Linked DNA regions of Homo sapiens: region 1 is linked to region 2. Evidence: chromatin loops called from intact Hi-C (ENCODE). Cell type or tissue: body of pancreas. All regions are shown on one strand. Links, peaks and the distances in the headings refer to the core of each region. The heading gives the core; the rest is flanking DNA. Region 1 overlaps TTLL5 (tubulin tyrosine ligase like 5). Region 2 overlaps TGFB3 (transforming growth factor beta 3).

Region 1 (17,125 bases), core at 4,788-12,787, 260 kb before region 2:
AACTCAGATCTTTCTACTCCAGGTTCATTGCTGTTTCTGTTAGACCAAGCCTGCTGCCACTGTAGGAACTGGAAAGCACTTGAAAGAACTGGGGAGCCTGTTTTAGTACATCTTCATCCTGAAGCAGAGAGTCCTGAGCAAGACTGCCCGGCCTTTGCCTCTGATTTTTCTTGCTTCCTACCCACACATTTAGAACCTGTAAAAGAGAACAATCCTTGTTCTGAAAATATCACAAATCAAGGAGAAAAGCCTAGCATGAAAGACAGTCTTTGATATTTAGAATTTCAAGAACATTCAGGATTTTAATCATAGTGAAGCACCAGAAGAAGCATTAACTTCTTTTTTTTTGAGACAGTCTTACTCTATCGCCCAGGCTGGAGTGCAATGGTGTGATCTCGGCTCACTGCAACCTCTGCCTCCTGGGTTCAAGCAATTCTTCTGCCTCAACCTCCTGAGTAGCTGGGATTACAGATGTGCACCATGCCTAGCTAATTTTTGTGTTTTTAGTAGAGATGGGGTTTCACCATGTTGGCCAGGCTAGTCTCGAACTCCTGACCTCAGGTGATCCGCCCACCTCGGCCTCCCAAATTGCTGGGATTACAGGCATAAGCCACTGCGCCCAGCCAGATGTTGTGGGAAGTCAGGGACCCTGAGCGGAGGGACTGGCTGAAGCCATGGCAGAGTAACATAAATTGTGAAGATTTCATGGATGTTTATTAGTTCCCCAAATTAATACTTTTATAATTTCTTACGCCTATCTTTACTGCAGTCTCTGAACATAAATTGTGAAGATTTTATGGACATTTATCACTTCCCTAATCAATACTCTTGTGATTTCCTATGTCTGTCTTTACTTTAATCTCTTAATCCCGTCATCTTCATAAGCTGAGGACGTATGTCGCCTCAGGACCCTGTGATAATTGCGTTAACTGCACAAATTGTTCGTAAAGCATGTGTTTAAACAATATGAAATCTGGGCACCTTGAAAAAAGAACAGGATAACAGTGATGTTCATGGAACAAGGGAGATAACCATTAGGTCTGACTGCCTGAGAGCTGGGTGGAACAGAGCCATATTTCTCTTCTTACAAAAGCGAATAGGAGAAATATTGCTGAATTCTTTTTCTCAGCAAGGAACAGCCCTGAGAAAGAGAATGCATTCCTAGGGGAAGGTCCCTAAAATGGCCACTCTAGGAATGTCTGTCTTAGACGGTTGAAGATAAGGGATAAAATAAGCCCTGGTCTCCCGTCGCGCTCCCAGGCCTATTAGGATGAGGAAATTCCTGCCTAGTAAATTTTAGTCAGACTGGTTGTCTGCTCTCAACCCTGTCTCCTGATAAGATGTTATCAATGACAATGCGTGCCCAGTGGGACATGAAACTTCATTAGCAATTTTAGTTTTGCCTGGTCCTGTGATCTCACTCTGCCCCCATTTGCCTTGTGATATTTTATTGCCTTGGGAAGCATGTGATCTCTGTGACCCACACCCTATTCGTACACTCCCTCCCCTTTAAAAATCACTAATAAAAACTTGCTGGTTTTGCGGCTCAGGGGGCATCATGGAACCTGCCAACATGTGATGTCTCCCCTGGACACCAGCTTTAAAATTTCTCTCTTTTGTACTCTTTCCCTTTATTTCTCAGACCGGCCAACACTTAGGGAAATAGAAAAGAACCTATGTTGAAATATTGGGGGTGGTTCCCCCGATAGCCAGAAGCATTAACTTCTGATAAGCCTAGTTCACAAAGTAGAGGGTACTGTCTCCAGATGGCTTTGACCCCTTCCCTTCCCTGCCCTCCCCTCCCCTCCCCTCCCCGACTTCCCTCTCCCACTTCCCTCCCCTACCTTCCTCCCGCTACCTTTCCCCCTTCCCTCCCCTCTCCTTCCTTCCCTTCCCCTCCCCTCCCCTCCCTCCCCAGGGTCTTGTTCTCTCACCCAGGCTGTGGTAATCATAGCTCCCCATAACCTCGAATTCCTAGGCTCATGTAATCTGCCCACCTCAGCCTTAGAAGCAGCTAGGACTACAGCCACACACCACCATGCCTGGCTAATTTTTTTATTTTCCATAGAGACAGTCTCAGTAGGTTGGCCAGCCTGGTCTTGAACTCCTGGCCTCAAGGGATCCTCCTGCCCCAGTCTCCCAAAGCGCTGGGATTACAGGTGTGAGTGAGCCTATTAATAACTAGCCTGGTCGTTTCCTTAGACATTTCTGTAGAACCTTGTACTTCCTTTTTATAACTCTCATTGCCTGTAATTACTTGTTCAATGTCTGTTTTTTCGGCTAGTCTAATCTTCATGATGGAAAAGACTGTATTTTTTAATACTGTGCGCCCCACACCTAGCAAACTGATGGACACAGATTAGATACTTAGAGGTATTAAATGAGTGACATTTGGAAAGTTTTGTTATTTTTTGTTTTGTTTTGATATTAATAGCCTCTTGCTCAGGCATTCTGTTCAGTCTGCTCAGTATCTGGGGAAAATGGCAAAGTGAAAAAAATATATAAACTGAATACACATACATATATTCAGTGGCCTCACTTTATGGAAATTTAATTTTTTGTCATATATAACTATAAATATGTCTTCTATAGCAGGACTTATAAATTATATTTTTTGAAAGGTAATATATTCCCATGGTACAAAAGAAATTCCAAAACAGTCATCAGTGAAAAGACTCTTTTCTCCTCTTGTTCCTCAGTCATCCCATTTTCCTCCCCAGAGATGATCAGTGTTACTAGTTTTTTACATACCCTCTAGAGATATTCTTTGCATTTACTAGCAAATAACGTGTGTATATGAACAGATGGGCGTATATAACATACATTGCCCTGCACTTTGTTTTTTTCATTTAACAGGCTATCTTCAAGATCATTCCATATCAGTTCATTAATAATATTCTTGTTTTGTGTGTCTGCTTAATATTCCATTGTGTAGATTAGATGTCTGCAAACTATATCCCTTGAGTGAAATTGGTCTTCTGCCAGTTTTTGTGTGTCCCACAAGCTAAGAACCATTTTTAAATGGTTGGAAAGAAATCAAAAGAAGAATAAAATTTTGTGGCATGTAGAAATCATATGAAATTCAGTGTTCATACATAAAATTTTATGTAAACAGCCACACCCCTTTGCTTACATATTGTTTATGGCTACTTTCAAGCTACAATTGCAGAGTTAGGTACTGCCACAGAAACTGCATGGCCTGCAAAGCCTAAAATATTTATTCTCTGGCTTTTTACAAAAATAGTTTGCCGACCCTTCATACAGATGCATTGTAGTGTATTTAATTAATATTTTGCTGTTATAACACAGCATTGAAAATCTTATATATGCAATATTTTACACATGTGTGAGTAGAACTAGAGGATATAGTTCTAGAGGTAGAATTGCTCACAGAGTTTTAAATTCTGTGCGGCACATTAAATTTTTTCTAATTCTGTTAATTCTGCATCAAGGGAAAAGGCAGAGGAAGATGGGGGAGAGTGGACAAAAGATCTCTTTCTTTCCTCCTGCTGAAATGGTTTGTGGCATTGACAAAGTCAAGTTTGTGTGGGAGGCTTTGAAGAGACTGGCTCATGTCAGAGGGAGAGGAAAGAAAAGGAGACAAGTAGTTGCTGGCAAGTCATCTGGGAAAAGGAGCTGAGCCTAGAGAGCTCCTTCTGAAGACCTGCCTGGTATAGGCCCAAATGCAGGGTGGAGGGAAGTGTGCAAAACTTCAGGACTCCAGTATCTGAAAGTCTTGTTCTGATACTGGAGCCCTAGAAAAGGACTTGCCTCTTAATAGGTCCAACCAGAAGAACAGAAACTATAGGGAACTTTCTTAGGTTTATGCTGTTGTATTCTAGATAAACTGGGACTGATATCTTGGCGCACAGCAACCTAGGCAATTTGGAAAAAGGAAGTCTTTGTGAGATCTGCTCAGAAACATTTGCATTTGCTTGATTTATTTCCCCACACTATTCCTTCCCTTTCTCTCTTCCTTCATTGAAGAAAAATACCAAAAACAAAAAATTCTCTCAATTTTTACCTTTCATCCCATCTCTGCTTTGAAACAGTACTGACTGCTGCCACCTGACGTATTTCATCAAAAGTGGAAGAGGCACAGCTGGGACCAGTGCTCTCTCTCCAGTCTGGGATGTGAGAATCAGCAGCACTGAGAGCTCTAGCCTGCTTCTCTCCCCTGACTTCTGACACTCCCTAAGTGGAAGACAGAGCTGCTTTTCCTCAGACCACTTGCAAGCCTCTGGGAGGCTTAGTGTCAGTTGTCTGCTTTCTCTTTTCACGATCCAAAGGGATATAAAGTGTAAAGCTGAACCTGGGAAAGGAACAGGACAAATGGCACCTTTTAATCACTTGTAAATGATTGTCCTTCCTCTCCACTGGCACATTGCTTGATTTACAGTGAATTTTTTTTTATAAGCTCGAAATATTTAAGGAAAGTAGCTGTATTATAAGAACTAGATTTTGGCTTACATTGACACTGTTTGCCTAAGGTCCTTTAGTTAACAGATGTAAGCATTTCAAAGATTCATGATGATTCTTTGTGACAGTAATAGACTAACATCCAGATATTTGCCTTATTTTGTTTTCATCTTTTCATTCAAGAAAGAGGGGAGGCCGGGCATGGTGGCTTATACCTGTAATTCCGGCGCTTTGGGAGGCTGAGGTGGGAGGATTGCTTGAGGCCAGGAGTTGAAGACTAGCCTGGGCAACATAGAGAAACCCTGTCTCTACAAAAAGTTAAAAACAATTAGCTGGGCATGGTGGCCCATGCCTGTAGTCCCATCAACTCAGAAGGCTGAGGTGGGAGGACTGTTTGAGCCCCAGAGGTTGAGGGTGCAATAAGCTATGGAAGCACCACTGCACTCCAGCCTGGTCAACAGAGCAAAGACCCTGCCTTAAAAAAAAAAAAAAGAAAAGGAAAGAGGCGAAATGGTGGAAGAAATTACTATGGGAGTGATTTTGCTGTCCTCTTTTCTCCTCCCTCCTTCCCTCGCTCTATTTTTATTTTTAAGGCAAGTCCAAAAATACAGGTAATTTTAGTTACTGCCCAACACTTAGAAATTTGTAAGATTTTTGGGTTCCCTGAGTAGATAACCCTTTTTGAAAGTTGATATAATAAACTCAAGTTCATTCTTTTTCTTTGTTTCCTCTGTTTTTTATCTCCCAATATTTTGAGCAGATTCATATTCGAAGGACCGGGGACCTTGGATAGTAAAACCAGTGGCATCTTCAAGGGGGCGGGGCGTCTACCTGATCAACAATGTAAGTATGCAGCAGATGGCAAACCTCTCTCCTCACTTGTTCTTTCCTCCTTCACCCTTTGTATTGGTTACTAATATAGTTCCATTTCATTAAGAGCAGGTGTGCTCTTCTTAAATCTGCATTCAGAAGTGAGTTAAGCGTAGGTATAACTTGACTTGTTTGCCTTACTGGCAGGAATCTTCTGCACCAGCAGTTACTCCATGGCTAAAAAGACACTTGATCAGATTTTAGGGGAGGGCAACCTGTTGTGTCAGCAGAAAAGAGGTACCTTTTCTGCTTTTAGCATATTGTGATGTTAATTCCTACACACCAAGTATTAATTGATAGCGTATGTGTTTAGCATCTGTTGTGAGCAGAACTGTGGGTTCTGTTCTCAAGGTTATCAAACAAGTGAACCTTAATTTGGTATGGTATCCTCGCTACTGCTGCTGCTTCTCCTTTCTCCTCCTTCCTTCCTCTTTCCTTTCCTCTTTCTGCCCTTCTTCGTCTCATTTCTCCTCTTTTTTCAAAAGCCAGCAATATCTTGATTCTTTGCAAAATTCTCATTAAAAGTTGTCTTAAATTGAATACATACACATGGTAAATAAAATCCCTACTGGTCTCACTCCCTGGACTTACAATAGTAGTTAGTAACTTTTGTTGATTTATATTTCTTTCATTGACATTACATTGTATTTGTTAATTCCCAGTTTGGCATTTATTGCATTTACATCATGTCCCACCCTCCCTTGCACATTTGTTTGATTAGTTTTTATGTTTATGTTTTAAACAATAATAGAATCTCTTCAGTAACTATGATTCAGTTTCTTTATTTTATCTATAAGTTGAGTAAAACATTTAAACTCAGTGGAAACCAACTCTTGGACTTCTAAAGGGGGAAATATTAGGATAGGTAGCTGGGCAGACATGAGCCGGGCATGAGAGGGCCCCCGCTACCACCAAGGAGTGTCAGGTGATCATCAGGTGATGGTCAGGCAGTTGTTAAACTGGTCTCTCTAAAATAATAATTGGTAGCAGCAGATGCCAGGGAAAGGCAGGCACCTGAAGCTGGTGATCAGCCATTTCCCAGTAAGATCTCAGGAGTTGGGCGAGTAGGCTCAAGCATGTGCCCTAAGAAGCAAAATGATGGAGTTTAACTGGTATATGACCTTCCTCTAGGAACACTCGACTGGTAAGGCAAAAACACTTCAAATGAGCACGTGCACAGCTGCAGCCAACACACTGTGTATGAGGCCCCTCTCAAGTGCTGGCAGGCCACTGCACATGCAGACAGCTTACCCCATGGAAAAATCAAGGGAGGAGAGATGCAAAACCCCGGAAGCATGCCAACATATAAAACCCCAAGTCTAAGGTGAAACAGGCACTTGGGTCTCTCAAGTTGTCGGCTTGGCCCTCTTCCACGTGTACTTTACTTCCTTTCATTTCTGCTCTAAAACTTTTCAATAAATGTTCACTCCTGCTCTAAAACTTGCCTTGGTCTCTCACTCTGCCTTATGCCCTCAGACAAATTCTTTCCTGCAAGGAGGCAATAAGTGAGTTGCTGCAGACCCACCCATATGGATTTGCTGCTGCCGCTGACAGACTTTGGGATTCTGAAATTTAACCAGGATTTAGGCCTGGACCAGTTTTTTATTCTTCCTCCTGGATATTTGGCAGGCATTTTCAGTCTGGAAACTGGTGTTTTTCTTTAAGGAAAGTTATCTTCTTATTTGTCTCCGCTTTTAGAACTCTTTTTTGAGGCATTCTAGATCTTTCCTTCATGTTAACTTTTCTCGCATTTTTAATTCTTTTCCCATCTTCTAGATCACAGGTTGAGGTTTATCCATTTATTATTCATTTATCTACTGTATTTTTATATTGGGTATCATAGGTTGATTTCCAGAAACTCATATTCTGATTTGCTTTATTTTTATTTACAAATAACAACCTTTTGTTGCATAATGGATGCAGTTTGCCTGCCTTTCCTTCTGAGGATACCAATGGAAATTTTTGTAAAGTTCTCTTCTGTCCTTTAATTTTATTGGGATTGTCTTTTCCCCTGCTATTGGATTTTCTCAGCTTTGATGATCCTTACATGTTGGACCATATTTATGAACAAAAGACTAGACTGAATGAAACTGGCCGCTGGTCTGGGTTTCTACTGTGGTTGTGTAGGACTCTTTTCCTAATATCTTCTCCCTGGAAGAGGCTGACTGTGAATTTTGTGTAAGGGCAAAACATGTTGACTCTCAGGCTTTACTTTAGGTGGACATGGTGAGAAGCACTCCCCTTCCACCTTGCCAAAATAAAGTGGGCCATATTGTGAATGCAGAGGAGGATTTTGGTGATCTCCCTCTTGGGCAGAGCTACCTTTCTTTTCCTTTTTGTGTGTACTGGTGATAAGGTAGCCTCAAGTTCTACTCTTCTCTATCAGATTTCTGCACCCACACGTCTCCTGGCCTCACTGTTCCAAATGCTGTTTGTTAATTATCTGATTCTAATTCCTTGGCTGATCCCTGAGCTTCATGTTTGTTGAGTACAAGCTTGGAAATTTGCAGGAGCCTCCTTGGGAAGGTCACTCTTATCTCTTTTGGACTTTTCTGGCTTCTTTTACTTTTTCCTAGCTTTGATATCATTTCATTCTTTTGAAAATATTCTTTCTGTCCTTCCACTGGAACTCTGGAAGGGCAGGGGTAGGTAGATGTGTTGTATGTGGGACCAGAACCCTATCTTAAATTCCCCACTTGTCTTTTCACATTGAGCTGTTTGCCATATGTGTAGAAACTAACTTTCTGAGGGATCTTTCACATTGGAAAGTCCTTAAATTCAGTCTGGACTCAAAACAGTACCGTAAACAATGATGGCCAGACCCTTCATGCCAAAGAAATATAGGATCTGGTTTTGATAGAGCAACTGCTACAGCCCCAGGCATTGGCTGCAACTTCTGTTACCTGGCCTAGGCCACTCTGGAGGCCTTTTACCCTGAGTCTCCTGTGACATAAGGCCATGGTCATATGCCTTGGCTCTGTCTCCTCTTGTCTCTGCTCTGACGTTGGTGTTGAAGGCCCCTCTCCAACAGCTTTTCCTTCAGCTCTGTGCCAGGAGCTCCAGTGTTGTTTGAATCTCATAGACGGCACTAGTTTGGGTTTAGGTTTTAGCTGCCAAATGGAATTGCTATTGAAAGTCAGCTATGGTACAAGTTTGCTTTTTATTTTCTTAGATATGAGTCAAAAAGAATAGGATCTATTCCCAGCTCATCTGGGACTTTTTTCTTTTGGAATGCTTTTTTGCCCTAGTGATTTGTTATTTTAAAGCTAGCATCATAAAGGATAGAAAAGTTAAACTTTCCTTGGTGGAGCCGAGAACCCTGCGCCCTAACTCTTCCCTGGATGCCGAATCTCAGTGGGGTGACATGTCTTAGAGAATGTGTTTGGCAGGCTATGTAAGAGTCTTTTTCTCCCTCCCACCTCTCCCTGGGCTGAATCCTTTGAGACCCCCTGCATAGATCAAAGTACTTGGCAGGACCTTTTGCCTTCCCCCTCCCTCTTTGTGAAGCTTTGGAATGAGTCTGATTCTTTTAGGTATTTAGTGGAAGTGCCAGACAGAAGCCTGGGAGGATGCCAGGAGGCATGAGGGGAGCTGGCAACATGCGGACATAATGGGAAAATACTCCTGTTTTACCCCAAAACTGGAATTTTACCACCTTTTACCCAGACCTGCAAACCATGTTGTTAATACTCTTCTCTCTCCTTACACAAAAGGCATAACCATCCCCTCTTTTCCATGCCTGGATCCTTTCCCATGGAATATGTGACCCATTAGCCAACTGGATGAAGTAACTCTTTCCAAGGCTGCTGCCTGCTTTCCTTTTAGATTTAAGCAGGAGGGTGAGGAGAGGGAATGCTGAGGCAGAGGGTCTGGGAGCAGAACTAATGTGAGTGAGTGAGGGATTTAGGCAGTGGGGATGGAGTTGGTGTGAGGGCCAAATGAAAATATCTTCCCCTCTCTTCCCACTGGAGTGAGAGGGCCACTTACTAAAACTTCCCTATAGTAGTCATAACCTTTTGGAAACTCTCTGCAAATAGCAACTTTTACCATTACGAGAACGAGATAAAGGATAGCAAAAGCATCACTTTTATGTAACACTGAAAAGAGAAGTGTGGACCACAGATGGAAACATCTCGGTTGGCTAACGTGGTCTCATAAGGATGTGCTCTTTAGAAATACAGCATAAAGGAACAAAGCTGTGTTTGCTCCACTCCTTCAGTAACCATGACTAAATGCCATATTTTCCCAATTTAGTATATTCAAAGCAAGGAGGGGAAAGAATGGGTGTTTTCTGATTAAGGTATGAATTTGATTATGGAAGTCAAGTTTACTCATTCTTGTCTCACACATGATCCATGGGAAATACAGTATTGATACATTCTCTGAGACTTTCACATGTTAGGAGAGTGTTAGGTCACTCTAGTCCCTCCTATATTCGTGAATATAATTCTGTACTCTCTTGTTTCTGTTTGTTTATGTGTTTTTATCTTAGGTTCCCTTTGTTTTTCTCATTGCTCAACAAGTATTTCAGGAGTGCCTACTGTGTTGTCACTCCTTAAAAGCTTTTGAGAAATTCTCCTAATTATTATGTATCTCCAATTTTCATAATAGTACCACTCAGTACTCTGAGTAGAATGGCATGCAGCAGGTAGTGATGAATGCTGTTGAGCTGTGGGACTTTGTAATTAGAACCACATATATTCTGTTAAGTTTGCAGTAATAATAACTAATGTTTATTGAGCCTACCACTGTCCTTTCTAAACATAATCTCACTTAATCCATATATGAACCCTATGAGGTAGTTATTATTTCCTTAATAAGTGGTAGAGTCAAGGTTGTAACTCAGGTCCAGATGATTCCAGCATAGACACTCTTAACCACTATATCATTCTCCTTTACAATGACTTAACAGATACCATGAGCTTTAACCTTAAGGTCCATTTAGAAAGATACCTTTCCAGCCAGGCGCAGTGGCTCATGCCTGTAATCCCAGCACTTTGGGAGGCTGAGGCGGGCATATCACTTGAGGCCAGGAGTTTGAGACCAGCCTGGGCAACATGGTGAAACCCCATCTCTACTAAAAATACAAAAATTAGCTGGGTATGGTGGTACGTGTCTGTAATCCCAACTACTGGGGAGGCTGAGGCAGGGCAGTTGCTTGAACCTAGGAAGTGGAGGTTGCAGTGAGCTGAAATAACACCATTGGACTCCAGCCTGGGCGAAGAAATGAGATGCTGTCTTAGAAAAGAAAGATGTGTTTCCAACTTTCCCAACAATTCAGATTCCTACTTCAGCATTCTTTGGGAGGCAGTTTGAGCTTTGAATTGGAATAATTTGAAATGAGTTAACTGGGGATTGATGAAAGGAAACAGGCTTGAAGATATCAAAAAGTTTTTCTTAGTTGCTCTTCAGTCTGTAACGCTGTGCAAAGAAACTATATCCAAACCTTTCTTTTCTTCTGGGAGTCTACAGTTTAATTCCCAATGCGGATAGAAGTGAGGGATAAAGACAATAGAACACATAGTAAAGTTACCTAAATATTGTAAGGGTTTATGTTACGTGTAACTCAAAGGATAAATGTGTATGGTGAGCAAGGGAGGAGAGGAAATGGGCATGGGCGTTAGATGTGTCATGGAATGATGACCACTATCAGCATATTCTCTGCTGTGGAGAAAAGTTGGGTGAGTAGATATTTATTGTAGCCTATAGGTTCTACTCAGTAGGAAGAGAGCTGTGATTGTTTGATTTTACGTTTACAACATAGCCTGCAGCTGTATAGTGATTGCATCAATTCTCATTGAGCAGATTCAAAATGGAGATAGTACTTACGAGAAGCTGATCAAGAAATGTAAGGGAGTCAGGAAATGGTATGGATGATGAAGTTCATTAGGGATGAATCAGTAATGATGTCATTGTGTTCCTATGATGCGTAGAGATGGGTTGTGAAAGCTGTGTTCTGACTTTGAGATAGCAGCAGTGGGAACTGAGAGAGGACTCTCATTCTGACTTCAGAGCTGCTCATACTGGTTGTGTATAATGTTATAGGTCACAAAATTATCATATGAAAAACAGTAGTAGTATTGAGGGTAGGAAATGCATTGTTATAAAGACAAACTTTTGAATTTGGGGGACAATTAAATTTGAGAGCAGAATATTGGGAAGAGGTAAGAATAAAGCCTAAAAGCGAAGCCTGTGAGGAAGACTCCCTGGATTCCGTTGCTGCTCTATTGCTTATTAGCTCCGTGACTTTGAGCAGGTCCCTAACCCACTCTGATTCTTTTTTAATCTATAAAATGTGGATGGTGATATACCTGCCTCATGGGGTTGGGTGAGGATTAAATGAAATAATCCTGTGAACAGACTTAGAACAGCACTTGGCACATCCACGTGTTTAGTACATTTGTTAAATTTTGTGTCTGCAAATGTTGATGGTTATTTCTGTTGCCTTTACTGTAGCTATTATCAACCTAATTATTATCACTACCACTTCCCTTTTGGAGCCCTTTTGTCCTACATGGATTGTGGTGACTTCCAGCTTTATCTAATCACATGTGAAGGTTTTTTTTTTTCTCCCAGATATTTTAATCTTGCTGTTTCCTTAATCTAGAATCCACAATAATTTCCTGCTTCCCACCATGCTAAATATAAACTCCCTTTGCCAGGGGTTCAAATCCCTTTGTCAGTAGGGTACCTCCCTCCTCATTGTTTAACCATGTCTTTCATAATTTCCCAGTTCAGTCTTTTAGCCCCAGGTCTGTGAATCGGCCCACCCTCCTTTCTACTGGGCTTGGTGCGTGCCATCTTCCGATGATGGGCTCCTTTCTTCTCCACCATGTGCTTCCCAGCCTTCACTCATTTCTGCATCTACTCTTCTGGGACAAGTCTTCCCTGACTGGTCCCACCTGATTGGTCTGCACTTTAACTTTGTAACCTGGCATCTTGTATTTATAGAAATGCTGCTTTGTGTTCTTTTAAATTCTATATTTTGCTGTTCCTCTACCTAAATATTAAACTTTTCAGGGATAGGGATTTACTGAATCTTAAATCTGCCAGGCAGAGATTATATGTGTTATGTTCATCATGGTATCCCCAGTGCCATATGCAGTGTCCACAGTACTTTTCTATTTATTGTATAAACAACTGTTTTTCATTGAAGAAATCTTTTAAAGACCTTATTCACTCTTTGCATACAGTTGCTTAGCAAATACCCTTAAGTGAATCAATTAAACACCTATCTCATTTTACAGAGAAAATGCTAGGATCCATTGTGGATCTGTAAGTTCTCCAAACATGTTAATGAAAGCCTTCATTTAAGAATAGTAGTAGTATTTTTAAATTTCCATTATACTTCAGGGAGAAAGCAAGTTTTCATTTATTTTTAAAGTGGCTCTTATTTTCTTGGCAGGTAACTATTTAATATCATGTATATACATCTTTAAGGCTATTAGGCTTATTTATTTATTTATTTATTTATTTATTATTTATTATGTGAGAGGTACTGTGTAAATTTATTTTTCCTGCATCGTAATTGGATGCCTATAGTGTTATAGAAGTGATATTATATGGCCAACTGAATATATGGGTACCTTGGAGGAAACTTTAACCAGAATTTTAGTTTTCCACCTTACCATTTCTTTAAAGGTTAAGAACTTTGCTCCCTTATTGTAAATTAGGATTCCTGTGTATTTCTATTCTTTCATTCTTTCTCTTTACTCAATAGCCAAACCAGATCTCCCTGGAAGAGAACATTTTGGTCTCCCGTTACATTAACAACCCCCTGCTCATAGATGGTGAGTTGTGATTAGGCCCTTGACCAAATTGGGCCAGATTTTTGCTCAACTTTTTAAGCTTTTCATAGCCTTCTCTAGTAAGTCTTTATTATACTGTTGTGAAATTCTTGACATGTGTGGCTCCAGAAAGGCAGCAGGTTCCTTACCTATCTCACGGGATTTATCTGAAGGTGAAATGAGACAATATAAGAGAAAGTGCTTTATAGGTTATATAGTAGTATATGTATGAAAATTGTGCAGTAATTAATATATATGAAAATGACACACATATGCATTATATATACATTACAGTTATATTAATGTATATATACATTATACGGTTTTTATTATGTACTATATACATAATATGTATACGGTACAATTATATAGTATAATTATTAGTTATCCTCCGAAGTCAAGGTGTGTGAGCAGTGTGTGTTTCATGTGGAGTGTAGGAATGTTCTTTCTTTCATGTTTCTTGGTTTCGTTGTTTATTCTGTAACAGGAAACAAATGAACTTAGTTTTTTTTTGTGAATACAAACTTTTTTTTTTTAGATTTCAAGTTTGACGTGCGCCTCTATGTGCTCGTGACTTCCTATGATCCTCTTGTCATCTATCTCTATGAAGAAGGATTGGCTAGGTAAGAAGCTGTTTGGGGGTGAAGGGGTTGGGTGGGTATATTAAGGGTGGGTATATTAAGAGTGGATCCATTAACAAGTTTATTAAATCAGATCATGCTATTTTTACTTGTCATTACTGCTTACAGATGCAATCCACCTCCTCAACTGCTGTGCTCTATAACATCAAAGCCAGTATGCCTAAAAAGAACTTCAGAAATTAGGCTTATTTGTCTGTAGTCTCACTGCATGTCCACACATAAGGTGTGTAAACATCTTCCCCAGCACTGATCCAGGATCATATGGTATTTTCCTGCAGTGACAATTGTTATGAAGCTCCTAGGATATTAAGATAATTTGCTGTTATTCTTCAGGATAGATGTAGAAAGAAAAATAAAATCCTACCTGTATTTGCCTATTATATGCCAGGCATTTATTTTCATCCTCGCAACAACCTTTTAGTTGATGCATTTTTGCAGTTGAGGAAACAGATTTAGAGGTGGGAGAAGTGGAATGGGGATTTGACCTCATGGATCTGACTCCAGAGCTCAGGGCTCAGACAATTTCATGCCCTCTCATATTTGGAAGGTATTAATTGAGGGTTTTTTTTTTTTTCCTTAACATGCAAGTTACTTTACAGTGGTTGTACATACATTGTTCTCTTTTTGTTAAGGTGCTTTTTTTTGTTTGTTTTTGAGATGGCGTGATCTCGGCTCACTGCAAGCTCTGCCTCCAGGTTCACGCCATTCTCCTGCCTCAGCCTCCTGAGTAGCTGGGACAACAGGTGCCCCCCACCATGCCTGGCTAATGTTTTGTATTTTTAGTAGAGACGAGGTTTCACTGTGTTAGCCAGGATGGTCTCGATCTCCTGACCTCGTGATCCGCCTGCCTCAGCCTCCCAAAGTGCTGGGATTACAGGTGTGAGCCACCACACCTGGCCTGTTGAGGTGCTTTCTAAGTTTTAAGGTAATGTGACTTACAAGATTAAGTTCAAGTTGTTATATTTTGAAGTTTTGTTTCCTCTAGCCACAGAATTTTACAGGTAATTGTTTTTGTAAACCCTTTAAATTGTTTAAAATAAGTATGTAACTACTATGCTGTGTTCTTCCCCCCAACAAAACTAAATTTTTGTATTAGCCAACTAGTTTGCCCTGAAGTTCTTTTTATGCGTAGTGCCTTTGATATAGAGCAGGGGTGTCCAATCTTTTGGCTTCCCTGGGCCACATTGGAAGAAGAATTGTCTTGGGCCATACCTAAAATACACTAACAATAGCTGATGAGCTTAAAAAAAATTGCAAAAAACTCATAATATTTTGAGAAACTTTATAAATTTGTGTTGGGCCACATTCAAAGCTGTCCTGGGCTGTATGCAGCCTGTGGGCCTCAGGTTGGACAAGCTTGTTATAAAGCATAGCAGTTTAGGAGGTGATTTGCATCTGTGAGTGGTCACGACAAGCTAAAAAAGCCTGGTCTGTGTATGTTTCTGTATTTTAGAAAATGCAATTGGAAGATGGGAAATACCATGGATAAAAGAAGGCTACCTATTTATGTACAGGTGCTTTGACAGATATTATTGTACTCTGACAACTATTATTTTAGAATGGTCTTTTAATGATTTTAGAGACTTAGTTTTTTTCACATGTATCCTATGACTTGAAATCAGTGAGAGCAGACTAACCAAACCTCGCTGGTGGAGCTCTGTGTTCCGTTCGCCTCTAGGTGGCAGTCACAGCATTTATAAGTCCTGTCATATTCTTAACTGAGATTTTGAGTTTGAGCCCTGGGAACATTGGAGACTACCAAAACTCCCTAGTTCTGGCCTCTTCCTTGAAAATTGAGAAAGGGAAGAACTGAAACATCTCGCAGTTATTAGATAAAGGGCTGGACCAGGCATCTGAACATGAGCTGACTACTAGCTCTAATCAGGTTTTTATAGGAAAGAAATTGTCGATAATATTTGTAGACACACGTGCTCTCACGTTTTGAAGTATCACTATACAAAATTAGGTATAAAAGCCTATTCCTGGCCAGGCGTGGTGGCTCACACCTGTAATCCTAGCACTTTGGGAGGCCGAGACGGGAGGATTGCCTGAGGCCAGGAGTTCAAGACCAGTTTGGGCAACATTGTGAGACCCCATCTCATTAAAAAAAAAAAAAAAAAAAAAAAAAAAGACCAAGAAAAAGCCTATTCCCTATATTATTTAAAACAAAATGATGGTAAAATACAGTCCTGACTTCTCAGATATGCAAGGTTCTGAGGATTTTCAGCTTTATAATTTGAGACTTCTGAGCTTTCTCTCTTTTGTGTTATGAGTTTCATCATTCTCCTTCCTCTGCTCATCCTCACCTTCACTTCTCTCCTGTGTCAAGTTTTAGAAACTGATTATGTCCTGCCAAAAATTGGACTTTGGGAATAGAGAAAAGAGATGGAGGTTGTGCTTCACTGTTTCTCAAGGACATCATAGCAATATGTTTTGCTTAATATTCCAAAGATATTTTCACCTACAATATTAACAGCCCTCTCTATGGGTAAAATTTGGCATAATTTTAAGACCTTTCTGGTTCAGAGCACAACATGAGAACAACAGTACCAATGTTTATTATAGAATTTACTACAAATATGCAAGTGCTTTGGCTACTGGTTGTGTGTTGGAAGTCAGAATCTACTGAATTAAGTATAACCCTTTTGCTTCCAGCAGAAACAAAAAAATTTATACACACACACACACACACACACACACACACACACACACAATGGATGTTTTTTCACAGAATAATTAGAAAAACAGCTTTTAAAAAACTCAGACCAAGTAGAACCAGAAAGCCACATGAATTTTCAGGGCTTTGGTTAGGTTTACCTGAAAGTGTAGGTGAATATAAAAGCTTTATCAAAGCTTTACAAAAGCATAACGCATGGCAATATGATGCACTGTTTGCGGGAGTCCTGCGAGGGCACATTGTTCCGTGCAGTAATTTCAATGTGCCTAAGTTCTTGTGTCTTCACTAATTATGTATCTTGACATTCACTTGCTTTGTTGTAACCCTCAGAGTCTGTTCAACTATGTCGATAGTCTGTAGCATCTCCAGATCTGCAGCTTTTAGTTATCTTGGGCCACATGTAATTTATGTAGACATAACTGAAGATCATCAGTTTGGGATGAGATTATTGGGTTACGTTGAGGCTCAACAAGAAAAACCATAATCTTTCCTAAAGAGACGGAACAGGAGGCAAATACAATTCATTTCCTTCTTTAGAAATGAATTCCCTTACACCCTATCACTTCTGTTTTGGACCTCAAATTAATACTAGGCGACAGAAAGATTAAATTCATTTCACAAGACAGTTTTGTGATATAAGTTATTTTGTGTAAAATTTTTTAACACAAAATTAAATTCGTGAAAACCCTAGTTTCTGTATAGATGAGTGTTTTCAGTTGTCCTTATTGTTT
Region 2 (15,255 bases), core at 1-8,000:
AATTGGTGTCCAAAGCCCGCTTCTTCCTCTGACCCCCCTGGCCCGGGTTGTCGAGCCGGTGTGGGGGAATCATCATGAGGATTAGATGAGGGTTGTGGTGATCCTTCTGCTTCTTGAGGCGCCCCAGATCTCCACGGCCATGGTCATCCTCATTGTCCACGCCTGAAGAAGGGAAGGAAAGTGACAATCTCCTGTCTGAAGAGAGCAGAGCCCTTGGAGGCTGCCTCCTCCACACGCCCCATCACTGCCCAGGAGGAGGGGCAGTGCAGTCTGCGAGGGAGGTGTGGGGGACAAGTGCAGCTTAATTCTGATGTCCAGGTGCAGAAAGGGGAAGAGCAGATGGAGAAGCCAGTATCAAAAGAACTCATTATTATTGTAAGGATGCCCACTGAAAGATGCCCCGTGTTCAGATCCCCATACCCTTGTATAGAAATCTTCCAAGGGGCAGAAAGCCCTTGCTGAGATTCCTAGGAATCTTCATGGACCTATGAAGCATCCCTGTTACTAAGTGGGTACCTAACACATATCTCCGGGTTGTCGGCTTGTTTATTTGTTTGTTTGTTTGTTTTGAGACAGAGTCTCGCTCTGTTGGCCAGGCTGGAGTGCAGTGGCCCCATCTTGGCTCACTGCAACCTCTGCCTCCGGGGTTCAAGAGATTCTCCTGCCTCAGCCTCCCAAGTAGCTGGGATTACAGGTGCATGCCACCATGCCCAGCTATTTTTGTATTTTTAGTAGAGACAGGGTTTCACCATGTTGGCCAGGCTGGTCTCGAACTCCTGACCTCAAGTGATCCGCCCACCTCGGCCTCCCAGAGTGCTAAGATTACAGGTGTGAGCCACTGCACCCAGCCCTGGATTGTCACTTTAGATTCTAGACTTAGAATCTTGGGGTGTGAGTTTCCTCTTAAAATGTGAATGGACCAAGATAACGCAGAAGTCCTACCAAAAATTTAAGGTGTCACAACTTAAGATAGCCTGAATGGGAGCCAAAGAAACAAGACTGTATAATTGTTAACATTCACATTGCACTTAGAGTCTTTGAAGTGTTTTCACTATAAAATTCAGATGAGATAATGAAGCATATGATAAATAGCAAATAAGCTCTGGAAAGAAAATCTAAATTCATCAACCCGTTTCATCTGAAAAAAAAGGAAAAGACTGGAGACTGACTTAGAAAGAGTCTCAACTAAATGGAGATCGATTTTGCGAAGGACAGCTGCCAACTGTTGTCCATCCTCACTGAGGACAGGAACATGAGGAATTAATTTACATAGCTACAGGAGTGGCTCGGGTCTCAGGAAGGGGCACCAGATCTGTAAGATAAATGAGAGACCTGGATCACAAATCCCTTTTTCTGAAAATCTTTATGAACAAGATAAGTATTCACTGAAATGGGAAGGTTTCATCCTAAGCTGGCCTGTAGGTAAGGACTCCAAAGGTCCTCTGGGCTCTAAGGTTCTGTGGTTACAGTGTCAAATCTTTGGCTTTAAGAAAAGGCTGTAAAATAGAGCCCATGTGGGGTAAGATCACTGTCCAGCGCTGAGCCAAAAGAGGCCTGCACCTTTTCCCAGACAAGCCTCTGACCTCAGGCGTTCCGCAGTTACCCAAAATGGGAATATGAAAGGAAAAGAGAACTTCCCTGAACTCCAGAGATCATCAAGGCTGAGTTCCTTGCAAACATAATGGAAAACCAGAAATGACTCTCAACGACTTCGCCATCTCTACCCAAACACCCCGGGGACAAACACCCTGAGGCTCGAAGCAATCATCCAAACCCAGAGGACCCCTGGGCAAGGTCAGGTAGGCCCTGCACATCTGGAAAGCTCAGTTGTCTGGGCACTCATGTTCAGGACAGCCAAACTTAATTTCTTTTAGGGAGGAGGAAGACAAGTCCTATCTGTTGAGCATTTCTGGCACTGTGTTCCTTATTCATTATCTCATTTAATTGCCTGACAACACTGTGAAAGAGGAACTCTCATCCCATTTCACTAGGACCAGAGGCTAGATGGCTTGCCTACACAGTTTCACCACTTACCAGTACGTGTTGTCTTCCAGAGGCTAATGCATTCTCTAAGCTATAAACTGAAAGTTACACTCATTGCTTTTGGGGCAAAGCAGAATTACTCAAGTACAAAATAGTCGGCTATCTCTCTGAAGGAGCTTGGTTTCTTTTCTTGAGGTCTGGTAAGGGTCTCCTGCACTATCCTGTCCCATTAACTTCCCCCCCACTCACCCATCCTACCATACACATTCATTTTGTTACCTTTGAATTTGATTTCCATCACCTCGTGAATGTTTTCCAGGATATCTCCATTGGGCTGAAAGGTGTGACATGGACAGTGAATGCTGATTTCTAGACCTAAGTTGGACTCTGCAAAATAAGACAGAATTAGTGAGAAAAGCACCTCTGTGTGATGGGGAAGTGTGCCCACCACCCATGCAAGGGTGAGCCAGGGCCTCTGCTCCTATAGGGACTCATAGGAACTGAGTTCTATTGAGGGTCACAGGAGACAGAAAGTGCCTCCAGAGCTCAGAGTGGACCTTCAAGCGCACGTTGCCACATTCCAGGTATTCCTGTTGTATTATGAATCACCAAATGGGGGCATACACTAGTGGCCATCATGAAACAGAAGTGGAATAATCATTCCCTTTGAAAGGATGGTATTAAGAGAAAATTGTCACCTACCTACTTGGAGGCAAAAGTACACAGATACAGTAAGGAAAGCAAAAACTCATGCCATCTACATGGTTTTTGGGAGAGGGGATCGTTGAGCCAATCTACTGCAGAAGGATCAGGGCAAGAGGCAGAGGGACTGGAAGAGACTACGGACAGGGAGTAACTAAAGAGTCTCCGAGCACAGAGACTGTGATTCAAAAGGCCACAAATTCAAAAAGCCACAGGATGTAATGCTGGCAAAAAGATTCAAGTCAGGAACCAATGCTAGAGGCAAGGTCACTTGCAAACAGGAAGCAGAATCCGTCTCAGTGGAAGATGCAAGCATTTCTACCAGGGCCATGACTGTGGGCCTAGACAAAGTGGCAGATTCTAGAAGAGATAAGATGAAGATCACGGTTACACTGGGCCATATTTTTCCTAAGGAACAAGGACACAACGAGGTAAAAATTACTTGGACATTTCTTCTTTGGGAATCCTTGTTCACCATGATGGGAAGTTGGAATGTGGATTGCTCACCAAGATGAACAGCTTGGGAAGACAGTTGTGAACTTAGAAAACAGCACAGAGGAGATGATAGAGAACTATGGCTGAGGGTCCAGATGACTTGAGCACGGAGACAGTGAGCATGATGAAGCCTGGAGGTGCCAGGGTTTGGTGCCTGACATTCTGGTGCGTGAAGGGCAACTCCAGCCCATTCGCCTAGTAGTTGTGGGATCACATGTTTTGGCAACCAAAATCAAGGAAGCAGGAACTCAGTAAATGAGGTTGAGTGAAGTGAAGGAAAAAGAAAGAAAATGAAAAGTCTGCACTGAGACAAGTAGTTTTACACAGAAAACCAGGTAGGATCTGGTATCATGTCAATTCTGGTGGGTAAGACTTAATTTGGGAAGCTCTGTTGATCCTGGGATAGCAGCCAGTTGTGGCCAGGTGTAGGAGAGGTCATGGGGGATGGACCTCTCTGGATTCAGGGTCAGCCTCTCGATGAGTTGATTGATTTGCTGCTCCCTGAGGCCACACACCATGTGTGTGAGCATCTGGCCTTGGAGACAACCTGGAGTCTTCCTGAAATTGTGCCATCAGGGCAAACCCCAAAAAGTCCAACCTGGCCCAGCAACCTTCTCATAGACAGAAGGATACAAGCCTACAAGACTGGAGATTCCCATCAACATTAGGTTGGCTTGGACATCCCAGTCCTACTGGTTAAAACCCAGCTCCTTTCTTCCATAAACTCCAGAGCCTAACCAGATCTGCTCTACCCTAAGTCAGGGCAACCTCTGAGGCACACTGCGCCTGCTGAGCTTGAAGATCTCTGTTCCAGCAGGTTCGCTCAGTGAGGGAAGGCAGACCAATAAAACAAGGCAGCTGAGACCCAGCTGGAGGAGAAGTGAATGGAGAGGGAGGTATGAGGATTGCCCTCTCCCTGGGTTAAGGCAGCTGGAAGGAGGAGCCAAAGTAGCTGAAATGGGCTACCTAACAACACAGTGTACCTCCTGGTCAAGCTGGTTCAAGGCAGGCTGGAAGAGACCTGGAGTGAGTGAGTTCCATGATTCTGTGAGTTAGAAAGTCAAGGTGCAGACAGCTGTGTTGGGGAGAGTGAGGGTCCAGGATGTAAGCACAAGAGGGTGGCCTGGCTTGGCCAACAGGCTGTATCCAGATAGAGGACTTAGAGATGATGACAACAATCACTAACTTATTCTATCTCTATAATAATCCCATAGAGCAAGAACTATTATCCCCCATTGTACAGATAAGAACACTGAGGCTTAGGGAGATTAAACAGCTTGCCCAAGATATCCAACCAGTGGATAGTAGTGCCAGGATTCAAGCACTGACAGCTTGATGCCAGATCCCAAACTCTTGTTAGAGACAAGGAGGGGTAAAGAGGGGGCAACAGAGACCACCAAGGAAGATGCCCACACATTCACCAACATGCAAGATGGTTGTTTCCCAGTGTCCCACCTTTCCTGAGCCATGATGCTGAGAGGCTCCCTCCCCAGCCTACTAGGGGAGGCCTGGCCCTGCCTAGCTAGGTGCTGCAGACTATATGAGCAATAGCACAAGGGTATGAGACCTGGGTCCCCAGCGGCCCTTGTGGACTCCAACCCACTCTGCGACCCAGAATGCAGCCTGGGTACCTGGTGCACAAGGGCTCTCAGATGTTTGCTGAATGAATCCAAGACCACATGTGTGACTCAGTTTTCTCATCAATCTACACCGCCAACTGCTCCAATTTGGAGTCCTTTGTTGCCTGGTTTGAAGCCATGAACTCTGAAGAGACTCATGGGCTCTCTGTAAGTACAAACCTGTGTGATGATTCCCCTGTGGGAAAGGTGGGCAGTATCTGCCTAAGTGTGAACTGAAGGTTCCAATGAAGAACTAACCTCAGAATTGGCAGCTGTGGGGGTGGTGGGTGGGGGACCCATAGGTTTTATTACGAAATTATCTTTTTGATGTCTCAGGAGGATGGAAATCATTCTCAATGCAAACTTCTCATTGAGTTCTGCAGCTGTGAAAATAAGAACTCCTTCAAGTGCCCAGGGCTTCAAAGAAATCCAGGTGGAGCTGATCAAAATCAGACAGGGAAGTTAAGAGATTAATTTCCCCAGCCCCTCCTTTCTGTAGCCGTCTGAGTCAGAATTCCCAACAGAGCTGCTGTCGGCAGATCCACGTGGGTTCTCCTAGGCTCTTGCCTTCATGCTCAGTAGGAGGGACAGGATGAAATTCCTGGGTACCCTTGGGACTGGGGCAGGATCTTCAGCCCACCATCTGCCAACTCAGCCACTGGATAATTCCCCTTGGATGGGGAATTTTCTCATTTATGTGACTTGCCTGGGCTCCGTGGCATCAAGCAATGCAAACTCGATGGCTACCGAGCCCAGGCAGGTCACGTAAGTGAGAAAATCGAGCCAGCACATGATGCTAAACAGGAACTGCCAGCCTCACTCTTGGGGAACAATAGGGAATGGTGGGGGCTGCGGGGACTGAGGATGCATACCCCATCTCAAGGGGTGGCCGGTACTCATCTCTGACGGATGGTTATCAGGAAATCTTTCGATTTTTCAAAAACAGCAAGAAGTCCAGGTTTTATGTGAAATCTCCTGACTTAAAACACCCAAAACTGTTGATGACTAGTCAAATCGAAAACAATGTGCAGGCCAAATAGTTTGTAAGCTCTGCCTTTGAGCTTTAACTCTTAGTTGCCTAAAACACCAAGGACTTAGAAGGATCCACCTGCCTCAGGGACTCTGGGCATCAATATGTGGATGGTCTGTGGCTTTATAGCAGCTGATGACAGGAGAAAACCTTGCCCAAGAGGAAGAGAAGGAACAGATGGGACTGCCATCTGTGACCCCAACCCACTGAGCATCAGACCAGGCAGTACCAGCCAAGAAAAGGGAAAGAAACACAGAGGATGGTGTCATGAGACACCAAAGTTCTAATCCAGACTGGACGACCTCGGTCAAGTCACTTAACTTCTCTCGGCCTGTTTCCTTATCTAAAATAAGAAAAGCTTACTCTTGTAAAACATGGTAAAAACCATGAAGTTCTCTCAAATACATTTGATCCTTAAAACAGCTCTGTGAGGCATACATAGAGGAGGAACCATTGCCTGATTTTCCAGGTGAAGGCAGTGTGTGGGTAAGATATTTGGGACATGTGAAGTTTGATATGCCTCCAGGATAGCTCTACTTGCATGACGACCCGGCCTTTTAAACTTAACTGGGCAGAACAGAACCTGTTCTTCTCCTAGGCCCCCTATTTCAATAAGTGATACCACCTGGATGTCGAAAAAATTTAGAAGTTATCTGGAATGCTCTTGTGTCCTCACATCCCATACCTAATCAGCCTGTGCTACTGGCTACCTTCAAAATACAGAACAAATCCATCTGATCGTCATATCCACTGCTACCGCCCTAGTCTCGGCCTAGATATTGCTCTCATCTGGGCTGCCGCCGTGGCTCCTAACTCATTTTCCTGCCTCTTCCCTTGACCTCCTGGAAACTAGAGGGATCTTTTAAAGATGTCAATCAAATCACCTCACCCAGCCCCTCCTCCCTGTAGCTGTCTGAGTCAGAATTCCCAACAGAGCTGCCGTTGGCAGATCCACGTGGGTTCTCCTAGGCTCTTGACTTCACACCCAGTAGAGGGACAGGAAGGAATTCCTGGGTATCTTGAGTATCCCCAGCTCTGGTTATAGCACTCCCACACTTCTCATCACACCTGGAATAAGTCCTGAAACCTCGCCATGACCTGATGATGTTCTAAATTAAATTGGCTGGGCATGCTGGCTCACATCTATAATCCCAGCACTTTTGGAAGCCAAAGTGGGCGGATCACTTGAGGTCAGGAGTTCGAGACCAGCCTGGCCAACATGGTGAAACCCCATCTTTACTAAAAATACAAAAAAATTAGCCAGGTGTGGCAGCGTGCACCTGTAGTCCCAGCTATTCAGGAGACTGAGACGTGAGAATCGCTTGAACCCAGATGGTGGAGGTGCAGTGAGCAGAGATCGCACCACTGCACTCCAGCTTAGGCAACAGAGCGAGACTCAGTCTCAAGAAATAATAATAATAATAATAATAATAATAATAATAATAATAATAATAGTAATAATAAATTATATGGCCCCAGCAACCTCCCTGACCACCTCCCCTCCTCTTCCCCTCCCCAGCTCACCATGCTCCAGCCACACCGATCTGTTTGCTGCTGCTGCTAGAACAAATCAAGCTTATTTCCACTTGAGGGCCTGGGCCTCCCTGTTGCCTTTGCTTAGCACATCCCTTATTCTGATCTTCATGGGCTAAATCCTTATCATTCAGATGTCAATGCATGAATTTCTTCATCATAGAGACCTTCCCTGTTGGACTCCACCCACTCATTGTCACATTGCCCTCTTTCTATTTCTCATAGTTCCTATCCCTGTGGCTGCATCCCCAGGGCCTGTCTTACAGTGAGCATTTAATAAACATTAGTTGAGTGAATGAATGGAGGATACTCAGTGGCAAAGCTAGGGTTTGAACCCAGATCTCTGACTCCCTTAATTCTGTCCTCTTCCCTCCATTTCATGGAGGACTAAGGGACCTGAGGTTCATTCTGAAATGCTTATCTGAAGGGTCCACCTACCTCTTCTCAACAGCCACTCACGCACAGTGTCAGTGACATCAAAGGACAGCCACTCGGCAGTGCCCCGTGTGGGCAGATTCTTGCCACCGATATAGCGCTGTTTGGCAATGTGCTCATCTGGCCGAAGGATCTACAGGGCAGAGAAAGGAGTGAGTACCCGAGACCAGGACAGAGTGCCCCAGAAGATGTCACAATGCAGAGCACAGGTGAGGGAGCGATAGGAAACCAGTGGTTCCTGAATGCCATGGCCCTCGAGCACCTTAGCTAACTCTTAAGTGTTTTAATGACAGACACAGATACGGAAACGAAGGCTCAGAGAAGCCAGGATTCAAACCCAGGTCTGCCAAACGCTGCACCCAGTGGTGCCCTGATATGGCAAAGGAACCAGCTTTCCCGTCGGTGTGGTTTCTGCTCTGAGAGAGGAGTTACCTGGAAGAGCTCGATCCTCTGCTCATTCCGCTTAGAGCTGGGGTTGGGCACCCGCAAGACCCGGAATTCTGCTCGGAATAGGTTGGTTCTATTTTTCTCCACTGAGGACACATTGAAGCGGAAAACCTTGGAGGTAATTCCTTTAGGGCAGACAGCCAGTTCGTCTAGGAGATAAAGCAGAGCAGAGGGCACAGCATGAGCGAGACATGCAGGAACAGTGTGCTGCCAACGGACAGGCACCAAGTGGCCACCGTCCCGCCTGCCACCTCCCTAGAGGCTTGAGGCCTCAGACCGCAAGGTGGAGATACGAGGAAGATTCTTGGTGGCCCTAGAATCACACACAGTCCTGAGCAAGGAGCAGTGTGGCCTCAGAGCTCCACAACATGGCACTAGACTGGCCAGTCAAATCTAATTGCCCCCTCCTCCCACTGCCTTGACATCTCAGTTCTGGTAAGTTTTCCAACCCGTTTTTCCTACTTTTTGAGAAAATACTGATTCTAGAAAGATATCAGCACCTAGTAGTTTACATATCTTACAGCTAGTTGATTTATTCGTGTGTTTGTTCATCTGGGCATTCATTCATTTATCAAAGATGTATTGAGCAGCTACTATATGCCAAGCATAGTGCTAACCTTGGGAAGCAAAACATGAGTAGACACAACCCCTGCCTTCAAGGGGATTAAAACCCATTTATGCCTGGTGTTCCATTATTGGAACGCTAAGCATGTAAGAGTTATTTATATCCTGCTGCTCAAGGTCAAGGCCAAGGTCTGATTTCAAAATTCAAAAAAGTGCAGCCTCAGGCTTATGGGTTAATATCTAAGGGGGGGTATTAATACATGGGCCCAAATAACAGGACTAGAGAGAAATAATAGGACAGAGTGCCCCGGAAGATGTCACAATGCAGGAGCACAGGTGAGGGGAGCGACAGGAAACCAGTGGTTTTCAGAGAAGTCCAGGAGTTGCTGCAGGAAATCAAAGGAGGGAAATGGCAAGGAGCACTTCACGGAAGGGGTGAAAATTGAGAGGATTTGAGGATGGGGAGGAAAGAAATGTTACATGGAGTGACTGCTGGAAGCAAAGGCAGGGAGGGGAGGAAATGCAAATGAGTAAGAGGGGCCCGAAACAGCAGGTGGGAGCCAGGTGAGAAAGGGCAAGATGATAGATTGGGGTCCACCTGTCAGACTAAAAGGTTAAATTTTAACCCATTAACAGTAGGGAGTCACTGAAAGTGTTTGAGCAGTGCAGTGACATCTCAACCTTGTGTTTTAGACCCAATAAAGCAGGGCTTATATAGCAAAGAGCCCACATCATGAGCCTGGCAGAAACACAGATGCTTCCTCTGACCAAGCTGGTGTGTCACCATTGGCTCCTTTCTCTTTCCTTGACAGCACGTGCTATGCCAGACGCTGTCACCTGCTGGCCTCTTCATCCCTGTCCACAAGATGTGGGCAGCGAATGCTCTTTCCCACCCCTCTGAGCCAGAGAAAGAGAAAGAGCCTGTCTTTTCTCTGCTCCTGTACACTTGACAGCCTCAAGGTCTGAGCAGTATTAACACCCAGAGAAAAACTTTCTGCACAAATGGTAACAATAGCCCGAAGTTGAAATTCAAGCTCATAGACCCAGATTCCACACATAATGGACATGGCTGGAATGAGCTTATAATCACCCCGAGGGGTTGTTGAGGAAGTCACAGACAAGGCAGGAAGGATCAGAGGCCTGGAAACAAGCAAATGCGCTACTGATCTTCAGGAAAGGATGAGTGAGTGTTTCTGGAAATTGCCATCTGGTGGGCCTGACGCTGGTTCTTAGAAAATTAATGGAACAGATGTTAGGAAAACAAATGTGTGAATGCTGTCTAATGAAGCCCTGATTAATAATTGGCTTTGAAAGAACAGATACTGCCAACGATTCCCTAAACCATTTCAGATAGAACCAAGGAGAGAAATCAGTGATAGTTAAGTAATGTGTAAGTTTACAAGTTTGTAATACTCTGAATGTGGATAAGCTACTTGCATTGGCAACCCTATCAAGGACAACAGAGCTGGGTTTTGAAGGAGCTGTTATTGATATGGCTTCAGTTACAATAGCACCTGCTGGGAGGATCACTTGAGCTCGGGAGGTCCAGATTGCAGTGAGCCAGGATTGTGCCACTGCACTCCAGCCTGGGCAACAGAGGGAGACTCTGTTTCAAGTAAATAAATAAATTAATAAAGTAAATAAATAACACAGCTCCAGTGACTACAAGAGGAATAAAGGGTAAGTCAGTGCAACATGCACCTTGCTGTAAAAAGAAGGGAGATGGGGCCGGGCACGGTGGCTCACGCCTGTAATCCCAGCACTTCGGGAAGCCGAGGTGGGCAGATCACGACATCAGGAGTTTGAGACCAGCCTGACCAACATGGTGAAACCCTGTCTCTACTAAAAATATGAAAATTAGCCAGGCCTGGTGGTGCGTGCCTGTAATCCCAGCTACTGAGGAGGTTGAGGCAGGAGAATCGCTTGAACCCAGGAGGCAGAGGTTGCAATGAGCTGAGGTGGTGCCATTGCACTCCAACCTGGGCAACAGAGTGAGACTCCATCTCAGAAAAAAAAGAAGGGAGATGGAAAATGGCACTTGCTGGTGAGACAGTCAGAGTGGGTCAAGGCAGTGGGAAGCCAGGAGATGGGGAAAGTTATGAGCTAAGAGAGTTCTCAGGACACCCTAGTGGCCGTCCTCTTTGGTTTCTTCCAGCCTATCAATCATAATCTGCTCCCCAGGATGAACACATCCTGGGGAGAATTTTAAGGTTTCAAGAAAGAGGTGGGAAAGGTCATTTTTCTATTACTGGGATATATAGATTTCCCATGATTAGAAGGGACATCAGGAGTCATGTGGCGCAACCCTCTTCAGAGGAAGAAATGGCTGTCTAGAGGGTCTTGGCCAGAGTCACTCAGAAGTTAGCTGACACAAGCAACTTGACACTAGCAAGCAAAGCTTAGGACACAATTGCTAGTGATTAAAAAAGAATTGGCACCTGGGCAACAAGGTGAAACCCCGTCTCTACTAAAAATACAAAAATTAGCCAGGCATGATGGTGCATGCTTGTAATCCTAGCTATTCAGGAGGCTGAGGCAGGAGAGTCACTTGAACCTGGGAGGTCGAGGTTGCAGTGAGCTGAGATTGTGTCACTGCACTCCAGCCTGGGCAACAGAGTGAGACTCCATCTCAAAAAAAAAAAAAAAAAGAAGAAGAAGAAGAAGAATTGGCAGCCAGGCATGGTGGCTCACGCCTGTAATCCCAGCCAGCACCTTGGGAGGCTGAGGTGGGTGGATTGCTTGAGCTCAGGTGTTTGAGACCAGCCTGGCCAACATGGTGAAACCCCATCTCTATAAAAAATACGAAAATTAGCTGGGCATGGTAGCACATGTCTGTTATTTCAGCTACTCGGGAGGCTGAGGCGGGAGGATTGCTTGAGCCCAGGAGTTCAAGATCAGCCTGGACAACATAGGGAGGACCTATCCCTATTATTTAAAATTAAAAATTTTAAAGGCCGAGAACAGTGGCTCATGCCTGTAATCCCAGCACTTTGGGAGGCCGAGGCAGGTGGATCACTGGAGGTCAGGAGTTCGAGACCAGCCTGGCCAACATGGCAAAACCCCATCTCTACTCCAAATACAAAAATTAGCTGGGTGTGGTGGTGGGCACCTGTAACCCCAGCTACTCGGGAGGCTGAGGCATGAGAATCACTTGAACCCAGAAGGCAGAAGCTACAGTGAGCCGAGATTGCACCAGTGCACTCCAGGCTGGGTGACAGAGTGAGACTCTGTCAAAAAAATTAAAATTAAAATTAATTAAAAAAAAGAATTGCCTGGGAGATCAAAGAAAATGTACATACAATCTTCTTGACAATCAAATTCACTGAATAATGATGTTTTAAGTAATCTGTGGAATGAATCATCGTATACATAAATAAGCAAAATGTAATAGCACCACCTTGTTTTGTCGAGTTTTTATTACTTCATGTGACCTTCTAACAACCCCTGAGAAGAATGAAAACATGTAAAATTTATCACTTGACAAATGAGAAAACTGAGCCTCAAAAAGTTAAATGTCTTTCCCAAGGTCACATAACTAGAAGGTGGTGGAGGTGGGGTTTGAACCCAGGTCTTCTGAACATACCTCATTTATTGAAGCAGAGACTCTTCAAGCTGGGAGGGATCTGGGAGATCATCTGGTGAAGATGGTTTCATCAACAAAATATGGCAAGATTCCACTAAATGGGCCTAGAGTGTCAACCTATGCCTCAGACAATGACCCACTGCAAACGAGTTTGTGGTTCTTAAGCCATGCCTCACAGAACACTAGTATTATTGAGAGCTGGACTAGGGGGTCCCACCTTTACAAATTAAATCTTGAGCAACTTTTTCCATTGCACAGAAAAAATATATATTGGTGAATGCCATTTTCTCTATTTTGTTTAACGGGGCAAAACATAAGCAAAGAATATTCATGTACAGTATGCATGGAAAAACCAGGAAATAGCTGACCATGTTTAGTTAACTGCCTTTTAAAATGTGTTCAGACACCTGGGTGGCTAGGTGTGCCTTTGCTTGTATATATCATTTCTGCTGGTTCTAGTGAAGGGACTATATTTATCAGTGTGGCTGTACTTCTCTACCCTGGCTGCACATTAGAATCACCTGGAAAGCTTTAAAAACAAATGATTCCTGGACCCATTCCCCAGCAGTTCTGACTACACTGGAGTGAGTGGGGTCCACGGCATATTTTTTTCAAGATCTCCAGATGATTCTAACGTGCAGCCAGGGTTGAGAACCACAGATTATAATGTGTTGCAAAGGGCACCATGGCTTCTAGATGTTCTGGAAGTTTGAGAAACCACTGCTTTAATGGTGTGAGCTTTCTATTGATTAACCGTTAAATGAATTAGACATGTTGTTTCGCTGATGGAACACCTTTAAAAATTTTGAGTTAGAAGCCCATAAACATTTTAAGCCCATGTTAAAAATTGGAACACTTCACAGAAAGATCCAGATTTTCTGCTTTTCTGGGACACGGGAAGAACTAATCAAGCTGGACCCACAGTCCTCAATGCAAAACCCAGCAAGAACTGAGGCTGGCTGCTGCTTTGGCTGGGCACGTGGGCTCCAGGTCCCCTCCCTCTCCCTGTCTCACACACCCTACTTTCTTCTTGACCCCAAGACCAAGTGTCCTGGTGCAGTTTATCATGACGCCGTGGCTTTTCTTCCAGATCATTTGCATTTCCTGCCGGGTCTCTGTAGGCACTTGTGTTTGCCATCCCTCTAAGAAAAGTTTCGCCCTAGTTCACTGACTCTTAAGCTTCAATGTGCTTAAGAATCCATAAGGAGCTTGTCGAAAATACAGGTTCCCCAAGACTCCACCCCCTCAAGATTCTGATTCTATAAGGGTGGGTGGGACCAGGGAATCTACATTTACCTCCAGCTTCCTCTGGACCACACTTGGAGAAGTGCTGACCTCTACTGTGCAGAGGGCATTGGCCCTTGGAGCAAATGATTTTCAGAATAATTCTCAGAATAAACAAAATCTACACTTAGCAGCTAGAGAACAAAGACTAAAATATAGAGTTTTCTCTTTGCTGAGAAACTCTGGGTTTGCTGGTTGTCTTAGCGCTGCCCTTGGCTGAAAACAACAAGTCTCCGAACAGAGACAGATAATTACAAGCCAGAAGATAAAATGACACCTACATTGGTGATACCTTTGTAAGAGGGATGACAACGGAAGTAAAAAAGCTGTGTCCTTTCCCATCACATGGGGTCAGAGAAACTCTCTACTCCCTCCCGACAGTAAAATCCTGGAGAATTAGAAAAAGGATTACAGAGTCTTGCCCATACTCCCCAATAGAGGCTCTGCTGATTCATCCCAGATGGAATTATAAAATTCTTTCAGCTGAAAAGGAGTTTGGAAATCATCTCTAACTTTACAGCTGGGGAAACTGAGGCTCAGAGAGGTCACTTTTACGTAGCTGCGGTTGCTTAACCTGCTTGAGACTCTTCATTAAATAAAGAAAACTCCTTCATTAAATTAGGGAGAACATTTGTGGCAGTATGAATCTCCCGGGCAAAAAAAAAAAAAAAAAAATGCAGAGCTAAGGAAGAACAAATCCAGTTATCATTGTGCAATCTGCCACCTGGGTTACTAAGATAATAACTCTGACCTCTCCTGCTTGGTCCAACACATGATTCATTTATGTTATAAATCAAAGTTCTACTGAACCCTAAAGGTTAAAGGAGGTTAAAGGTAACACTTACAACGTGTATTTTACATATAAATGAGTGCTTAACTACATGCGTCCTGCACACAGAATGTCTAGGTTAGGGTCCCTGCTCTTTTTGGACAAATTACTTAAGCAATCCAGGTCTCAGTTTCCTTATCTGTAAAACAGGGAGAAAAGGTTATTTAGGAAAAGGCCTTCCTCTCTGCTCTCACCTTGGTGCCCTTTCTCCTGCACTACTAAAAAGTATTTCCTCTTTCATTTTCCTCTCCAGGGACCTCTATCTCCTTGCCCTGGCTCCTACTGTCACTTTCCTTTGAATGCATGTTCACTGGGTCAGGGAAGTGGCCAGAAGTGAGGAAATATGGAACAGAACGTGATCTCATGACCTCCCAGCAGAGGCTCTGGCATTGAGACCCTGCTGTGCCCCACCACAGACCTGGTGTCACCCCTGTCTGCCCTCATGAGTTAAAGACAGGCTTCCTTCCCCCACCCCGCCCCGCCGCCTTGCAAGCCCCTGATGATGGCTCTCTGCTCCTGCTCAGCACCTGCCCACTGCCTTCTTTATAGTTAGTGTGCCTTGTGTGTCTGCCTCTCTGGGGTGGGCTCAGCACCCGACCAGCTGCAGGGCGGGCCCAGGTCCGTCTGCTCAGCCTCCAAGTCACCTCCAACAGCTGCAGAGTCTGCCTGCTTCCGGTTTGTACCTGTGAGCCTCATAGCATCGCACGTTGGCTCCTCCCCAGCATCCTGAACAGCATCCTGCTCACTGTGC

Evidence for each region. A loop is a pair of places that touch in the nucleus more often than their neighbours do. Peaks named below come from ENCODE experiments on the same cell type or tissue, not always from the same donor. Only the 100,000 strongest peaks of a DNase experiment are listed, where the experiment ranks them.
Region 1: a loop joins it to region 2, with 2.8 times the contacts of the local background. A loop is called at or near these places in 10 of 110 quality-filtered maps.

The regions. Positions count from the first base shown.
Region 1 is chr14:75,694,009-75,711,133 of GRCh38, forward strand. TTLL5 (tubulin tyrosine ligase like 5) reads left to right here. Exons shown (of 32, transcript NM_015072.5): 7 at 5,180-5,262; 8 at 13,010-13,079; 9 at 13,615-13,699. Among named protein-coding and RNA genes, the nearest start is that of TTLL5, 41 kb to the left of the region's middle. RefSeq lists a silencer at 3,724-3,924. In body of pancreas, for the core only: no CTCF peak of the experiment used is centred there; no DNase peak of the experiment used is centred there; H3K27ac peaks cover 1,818 bases.
Region 2 is chr14:75,963,326-75,978,580 of GRCh38, forward strand. TGFB3 (transforming growth factor beta 3) reads right to left here. Exons shown (of 7, transcript NM_003239.5): 2 at 8,230-8,393; 3 at 7,801-7,930; 4 at 2,263-2,370; 5 at 1-162. Among named protein-coding and RNA genes, the nearest start is that of TGFB3, 11 kb to the right of the region's middle. In body of pancreas, for the core only: no CTCF peak of the experiment used is centred there; no DNase peak of the experiment used is centred there.